Linked DNA regions of Mus musculus: region 2 is linked to region 1. The links are chromatin contacts, found by Hi-C in ENCODE. All regions are on one chromosome and are shown on one strand. The core of a region is the stretch at or near the end of the contact, and the rest is flanking DNA. Distances in the headings are between cores, read along the strand shown.

Region 1 (3,155 bases), core at 263-2,762:
ACCTTAGGGGCTGGGGACATGCCCGTGAAGTATGAACACATGGTCCATTGTTGAAAGATTCTGGTGATTATTTTAACTGCATATTCCATGTGTACTGGGGGTTTCCTCACATCTTTACATCTGCACAATACTTTCCCCATGCTATTTCACAGGCATTTCAATACGGCTTATTCAAGATCTTAGGTGCTTCACCCAGATCATCGGATAGGGCTGGAAGAACTTTTCCAGGAAGACTGCTTAAAGATTTCTCACCTCTCTGTGTATGTGTTTTGGTGGAGGGAAAAAAACGAGAGAAAGAACCCTAGCAACGCCTCAATGTGTTTTTGGTACTCACAACTGGAAGAAGTAGGAGGCAGAGATGCTAATACTCAGTAGGCAGAAGAAGCCAGGCATGCTATCCAACTTTCTGCAATGCATAGGGCAGCCAGGCCCTCCCAACCAACCATTATCTGACTCTAACTGCCTGTAACAAGGAGGTTAAGAAAGCTTTAACATCCGATCTTGCCTCTTCTAGAGCTCTGGCCAGCGGTGTCCCACATGGACACTTCCGATAATGGAAGCTCTGTCTAGTGCAAAAAAGTTCTCCACCTGCTCTCCACATAGTAGGCGTCAAACCCATTTTGGCATGCTTTAGCAGCAGAAGACAAGAGAAAGGGAAGATCCATCATCACTACCCATTGTTCAACAGCGTGCAATTGCCTTTTTAATATTTACACGTTATTTTACAAATGAAAACGTCCCTAAAACAGCTTTGTTAGAGATGGCGATCAAAGAAAAAATTTCCCCTTTCTCTTCTAGACTTCTACACACAGACGAAAGGTTTGCACACTTCTAAAAGGACCTCATGATTCGTCGCGGTGTGTCCAGAAAATCGTCCACAAAAGAAATCTATGGGATTTCCCGAGGGAGCAAGTCTGTGGGCCATGACCTCTGGCGCCCAAGGTCCTCGCTCCACTCTTCCACCCCCGGATCACCGGGCCTCCGAGATCAACTATCCGGGGCCCCCCAAGCCTCGGAGCCCGGCCCCCCAAAGCGCGTGCCCACGCTGTGTCCTTCTCCCGCCTCTCTCGCGGGAGCCCAGAGGAATCTGGCCCGGCGGAGGCTTGTCGCCAACCTGAATCAAACAGAGTCGGTTCCCATTCGCCCAGCCGCGGCCCACACGCGCGTCTCCATACCCAGGCCTACCGCGGCCTGGGGCCTTCGGCCGGTGCAGGCCCGGCGGACGCCCGTGGGGCTAGGCGAGCTCAGGCCCTAGCGCGGCCTACTCTTTCGGAAGTCGCCGAAGCCTCCGGCCTCACCTGAACACGGGCGGGAAGGCCCGGGACTCTGCTCCGGGGCGGGCGGCGCGGCGATAACGGCTCCGCACGGCCTCGGCAGCGGTGGCGGCGGCGGCGGCGGCGGCAGAGCGGTAGCGGTAGCGGTAGCGGCGACGGCGACGGCGACGGCGACGGCGACGGCGACGGCTGCGGCTCCTCCTCAGCGCGCACGACCCGCTCCCCGGCCCCGCGGCCCAGACACGCCCCCTGCTCAGCGCGCTCTGCTATTGGTCAGTGTCTTTGAAGAAGCGACGCTCATTGGTTGGCATGGCTGTCGCGGTACGCGGGTGCGCGCGGCGTAGGCGGGACTTCCTGTCGGCGTCGTCCGCGGTGGACCAAGGCGCCCAGTGGAGTCGCGAAGTGGCTGGCGATGGCCGCGGAGAGGGTGAGTTGGAGCCTGGCCCGCAGTGGACGCCGTCTGGACGTCGAGGCCAAAGAGTGGCGCTCTTTATAGAACGCACGTCGTGTGATCCTCACAATGCGGGCTGTGCAGCCGCTTACGTCCAGAGAAAGCAAGTTGGTCATCGGGAGCCCTCGCTAGGAGGACAGGATCCCCGATTCGAATCCCGGCCCGGACATTTCCGGTCTGCCTGCAGTTGAGCACCGGCTGACGTCACTGAGCCGGGCCTCAGTTTTGTTATCTGGTGAAGCGGGTTAAAGGATGTGGTCAGCATGGTCAGCCTCTGGGAATCTAAAGTTAAAATTTCTTGGTTTTAAGATTTTTCTTAGTGTGTATGCATGGGTGTTCAGCCTGCATGTATGTTAACCCTGTGCACCATATGCGTGTAGTGCAGATGGGAGTCAGAGAGAAGGTCGGATCCTCCGGGGGACTATTGTTAACTGCGTTTGGGAGCCGACTACTGAACCCATGTCTTCTGTAAAAGCAGCCAGTGATCTTAATTGCTGAGCCATCTTTCCAGCCCCACTTCCTTCGAAATTTAAAATGCCTACTATGTGCCAGGCAGTCGGGCAGTGACCAGAAAAACAACTGCCTGTGCCTTTTGGAGGCTGCTGTTCTGGACTAGTGCTATCAGAAACGTATATGCCACCCTGTTTGATTGAAAACTTCTCTATTGTCTCTACCTCTGTCCACCGTTTTTTAGCGTGTTTGTTTTCTTTTAGTCGGGATCTTCCTAAGTAGTCCTGGCTTGGAACTTATAAATCACGCTGACCATTGCCTCATAGAGATCTGCCTGCCTCTGTTTCCTGATTGCTGGGGTTTAGGGTGATGTTTCATATGATCCAGGTTGGCCTTAAACTTTCTGTGTAACGAAGGATGTCAGTGAAATGATCCTTTTGCTTTCATCTCCCAAGTTCTAGGATTACAGGCCTGCAACACAGCCGCTGCGTGTAGGTAACCTTTTAAAAGTAGTTCTACAGGATTTGAAAAAAAGTTATATTCAAAATTTTTATATTATGTATGTATTTGTTTGTATGTATGTACGTGTTTTTAAAGGATGGTGTTTGTGTATATGTGTATAATATGTATATATTATAATATGCATGTGTTTGTGTGACCATCTATGTGAGAGTCAAAGGGTTACTTGGAGGCGTCAGTTCTTCCGTCATAAGAGATATGGGGGTTGAACTCAGGTTTACACTCAGCAACCAATGTCTGTTCAGCTGAGTCATCTTTATAGCCTGCGATGTCCTTTGTAAAAAAAAAAATATTTATTCACTTAACATCCCAATTGCTGCCCCCACTCCTGGTCCCCTTCTCCTTCTCCTCTGAGAGGGTGGAGCCCCTCACCTTGGCATATCAAGTCTCTACAGGGAGAGGCACAACTTCTCTCTAAGGCAGACAAGGCAGCCCCGTTAGGGGAGCATATTCCGCTTGGG
Region 2 (3,155 bases), core at 394-2,893, 190 kb after region 1:
CCAAACCAATGGTGCTCTTCAACTTCTGACCCATCTGCCTCCACCTCCCAAATGTAGGGATTGCAGTTATGCACTACAACTCCTATGAAGTGTTGGGTCTGGGAACCAGAGCCTCATGCATGCTGGGTAATCACTCTACCAATCGAGCCATAGCCTGGTCCTTTATAGGCCAAGCTGCTGACCTAGAACTTGCATTTTTCCTCCTATGCTTTCCAAGGGCTATGACTACAGATGTGTGCCACACCCAGCTCCTAGCATTGACACTTAAAACAATTTTTACAAGCGTATGTGTGCATGTGTACACACATGTGACACTGCAACTACAACTTGCAGTAAGTAGTTGGCTCTCTCCTCCACCTAGAGGAAGGTTGGGGACAAGCGCTCCCACTTACCGAGGTCCTGGGTAAAGTACTCAACAAGCTGCCTCATTGAGAATTGAATTGGGAGGGGGTGATCAGGGTTCAAGTGTGGAGGGCAGAAACATGGCAACCTCTGAGGGGGTGGGGCAAGGCAGAGTCTTAGACTTAGGGCCTTCCTTGAGATCTTTGTGAGATGTATTCTGGACCTTCAGTCTGTCTGGTCATCAGCACTTGCTGGTTGCCCTGGGGGGAGCCAGGGTCACTTGGAAAGGACAGCTAGGAGTCCAGTGCAGGACTGGCTTTAGCAATCTGAAAACACTCCCCTCATCTTGTAGAGCCCCTGATGTGTTTAGTTCTAGGCCTCTACCTGCAGGAATCAGGTGAGCCCAGGCAGGAATGGGCCTCCCCAGGAAATGTGTCAGGGAGGTCTTGATTGATTTACTTTCCCATAATCTTGTTTTCAGAAAGACAGAAAACAAAACAAAGCAGTTCCTGCTCCCTGCAAAGTTCTGGTGGTTGATGAGGGGTACTGGTGTGATAGGATTTGTGGTGACAGCCTGTGCTCCAACAAGCCAGAATTGGCAACTTATTCCCCATATGTCAATTAGAACAGCCAAATTAACAGTGAAAAGCAGATTTACTCAGTGTGGCTACATTGTGAAGTGGGACAAAGAAATTTAGAGACTCTCCCAAAACTGTGTTTGGGGTCCTAAAGGGAGGTGAAGAGTTAAGTAGAGGCCAGAATTATGGATGTCTAAGCCATCTCAGTCAAGGTGTGGTCCCGTCCAGTGCTGTCTGGGTTTCCTGTCTTCAGCGAGGTGGTCTGACAAGTTGTTGGCAAAGTGTAAACCTCATTCCTGGAGAAAGTTCTCCTCTGTTGGCCCAGGCTTTAGACTTTCTTCTCTCCCAGCTGGAGATTCCTGGGGGTTGGGGCTGGGGTTGAGGGTGGGGGGAAATTCCAGTTTCTTGGGGCTCATTGTTTCAATACTCTGATAGCCAAAGTGAGGGGCCCAAAGTGTTTGTTTAGAGTGAGTTTATCCCTGTTAGGCTGGTTACAACAGGACTTTCCGAACAGCTAGGATCAAACTTAAACACACAGCAGTCCCCAACCCCCACCGTAGGCAGGGCAGGGTAGGATATTTAGCTCTTTCTCCACTCCCCTCGCCTTTCTTTTCTCCCTTCCTCCCTGCCTCTCTCTTCCCTTCAGCTTAGCTGGTCCCTATGCTGGGCCCCTTAGCACAAAGCCCTGGTCTCTCTCCTCGAGGGATATTTTTAGTCAGTAAGAGGGATTATCAGCTGAGTTCCAGGTGGAGGGGCCTGGCTGGGAGAGGAGCCAGCCGGGCTTCAAAGAGCTGGCAAGCTGAGGGAGAAGGGAGAAACACAGGGGTAGGAGGGCCTTGAGGATAATAAAGGTCGAGACCGGACATGTTGGCGCAGCAACCTACACTGACTCTTTGCTTGACCTCGCTCACATTCATTGCCCTGTAGGCTGCTCTGGCCTAACCCAACTTGAGCACAAGGCATAGAATTTAAGGGAAGGACAATAGAGGTCAGGAGGGTTTCCAGGCTGAGAACTGCCTAGGAATCACCTAGAAAACTGGTGGTGATGCACATTTTCCATCCCAGAACTGGGGAGGCAGAGGCAGGAGGATTTTGAATGCCAGGATATTCTGGGAGACCCTGACTTTGAAAACCAGGTGCTGGGGGATGTGGTGGGGGTGGCTCACTGGTGAGTGCTTGGCTAGCATCTGACGGGCCATGGGACCTATCCCGGCACTGCAGACGCAATATATTTCTAGCATCTTCCAGTAAGGAGCTGGAATTGTATGGCGCATCCTTACCTAGAACCCACCAGGAGGGCTGGACCTCCCTAGGCTCCTCTTAATAAGAGGCTGGGAGGGGGGATGGTTCAGCAGTAGAGCACAGGCTTAGAATCTACCATTGTGGATCTGGGAGTGTGACTCAGTGGAAAAGACCCTTTCTAGAATCCCCCAGTGAGGGGCAAGGGTCATGTCTTCGTGGTAGAGTGCCATCATAGGACTGGGGTTGTGGCTCAAAAGTAGATTGTCTGTCTAGAATCTACCAGTGTGGGGCTGGGTGTATGTGTTATTGGAGAGCATTTGCCTAGCCTGGTTCTGGGTTCCACTCTCAGAACTGGGAGTGTGGGGACCTGAGGAGTGGAGCATGAAGAAGAAAAGCACCCACTGCCTCGTGGCACCTTTGCTCTGCAAGCAAGAAGACACTCACAGAAATGCTTCTGATTCCAGTGCTGGGGATTAGAGACAGGGGGATCCTGGGTACTCACTGGGCATTCCAGCCAGCTTGTAAACTATAGGTACAGTGAGAGAACCTGGCTCAAAAAAATAAAGTGGGAAACAATTTAGGAAGATACCTAGGGTCTACCTCTGGGCTCCACATGTACATGCAGAGCTCGTGGACTTGCCCATGTACGCATAAACCACTCACCACACAAAGCATCATCCAGAAGCTGCCACATACCAGTGACCCCTCAGTCTTTCTCGGACCACTTCCCTCCCCCAAATCATTACTGGCACTGTTCTCACACGGCTGTAGGCGTCATTTCCAGCCACTTATTAGGAATGAACTATTGTGGATCCCAGTTACAGATGGGAAAACTGAGTCACAGAGAGAGCAAGGCATCTGCTCCCAAGGTTACATAACTGGTAAATGACTGAGCCAGGAATTAAACCAGCCAGGATGGAACCTCCTGTTCTCACCTCCACTCCATTCCCCAGTAAAGTACATATCTGTTGTACTCATATTTCAGACTGGATA

What was found. Hi-C counts contacts between places; a loop is a spot of excess contacts on that map.
Region 2: a map of adrenal gland shows a loop between it and region 1 (2.5-fold over the local background). The contact joins the enhancer-like site here to the promoter of Elavl1 in region 1. A Hi-C loop is called at or near these places in 2 of 37 maps with a recorded cell type or tissue (adrenal gland and heart).

What each region holds. Positions count from the first base shown.
Region 1 is chr8:4,323,588-4,326,742 of GRCm38, forward strand. Elavl1 (ELAV (embryonic lethal, abnormal vision)-like 1 (Hu antigen R)) reads right to left here and starts at 1,513. Exons shown (of 6, transcript NM_010485.3): 1 at 1,299-1,513. It also overlaps a transcript of Ccl25 not described here.
Region 2 is chr8:4,510,693-4,513,847 of GRCm38, forward strand. The region is part of intron 1 of Cers4 (ceramide synthase 4); the gene reads left to right. Among named protein-coding and RNA genes, the nearest start is that of Cers4, 19 kb to the left of the region's middle. Within about 2 kb of position 1,644, at least 1 of the 3 ENCODE cell types and tissues checked has a DNase peak (open chromatin) inside an H3K27ac peak, as active enhancers do; it is heart, where a contact is called at or near this core.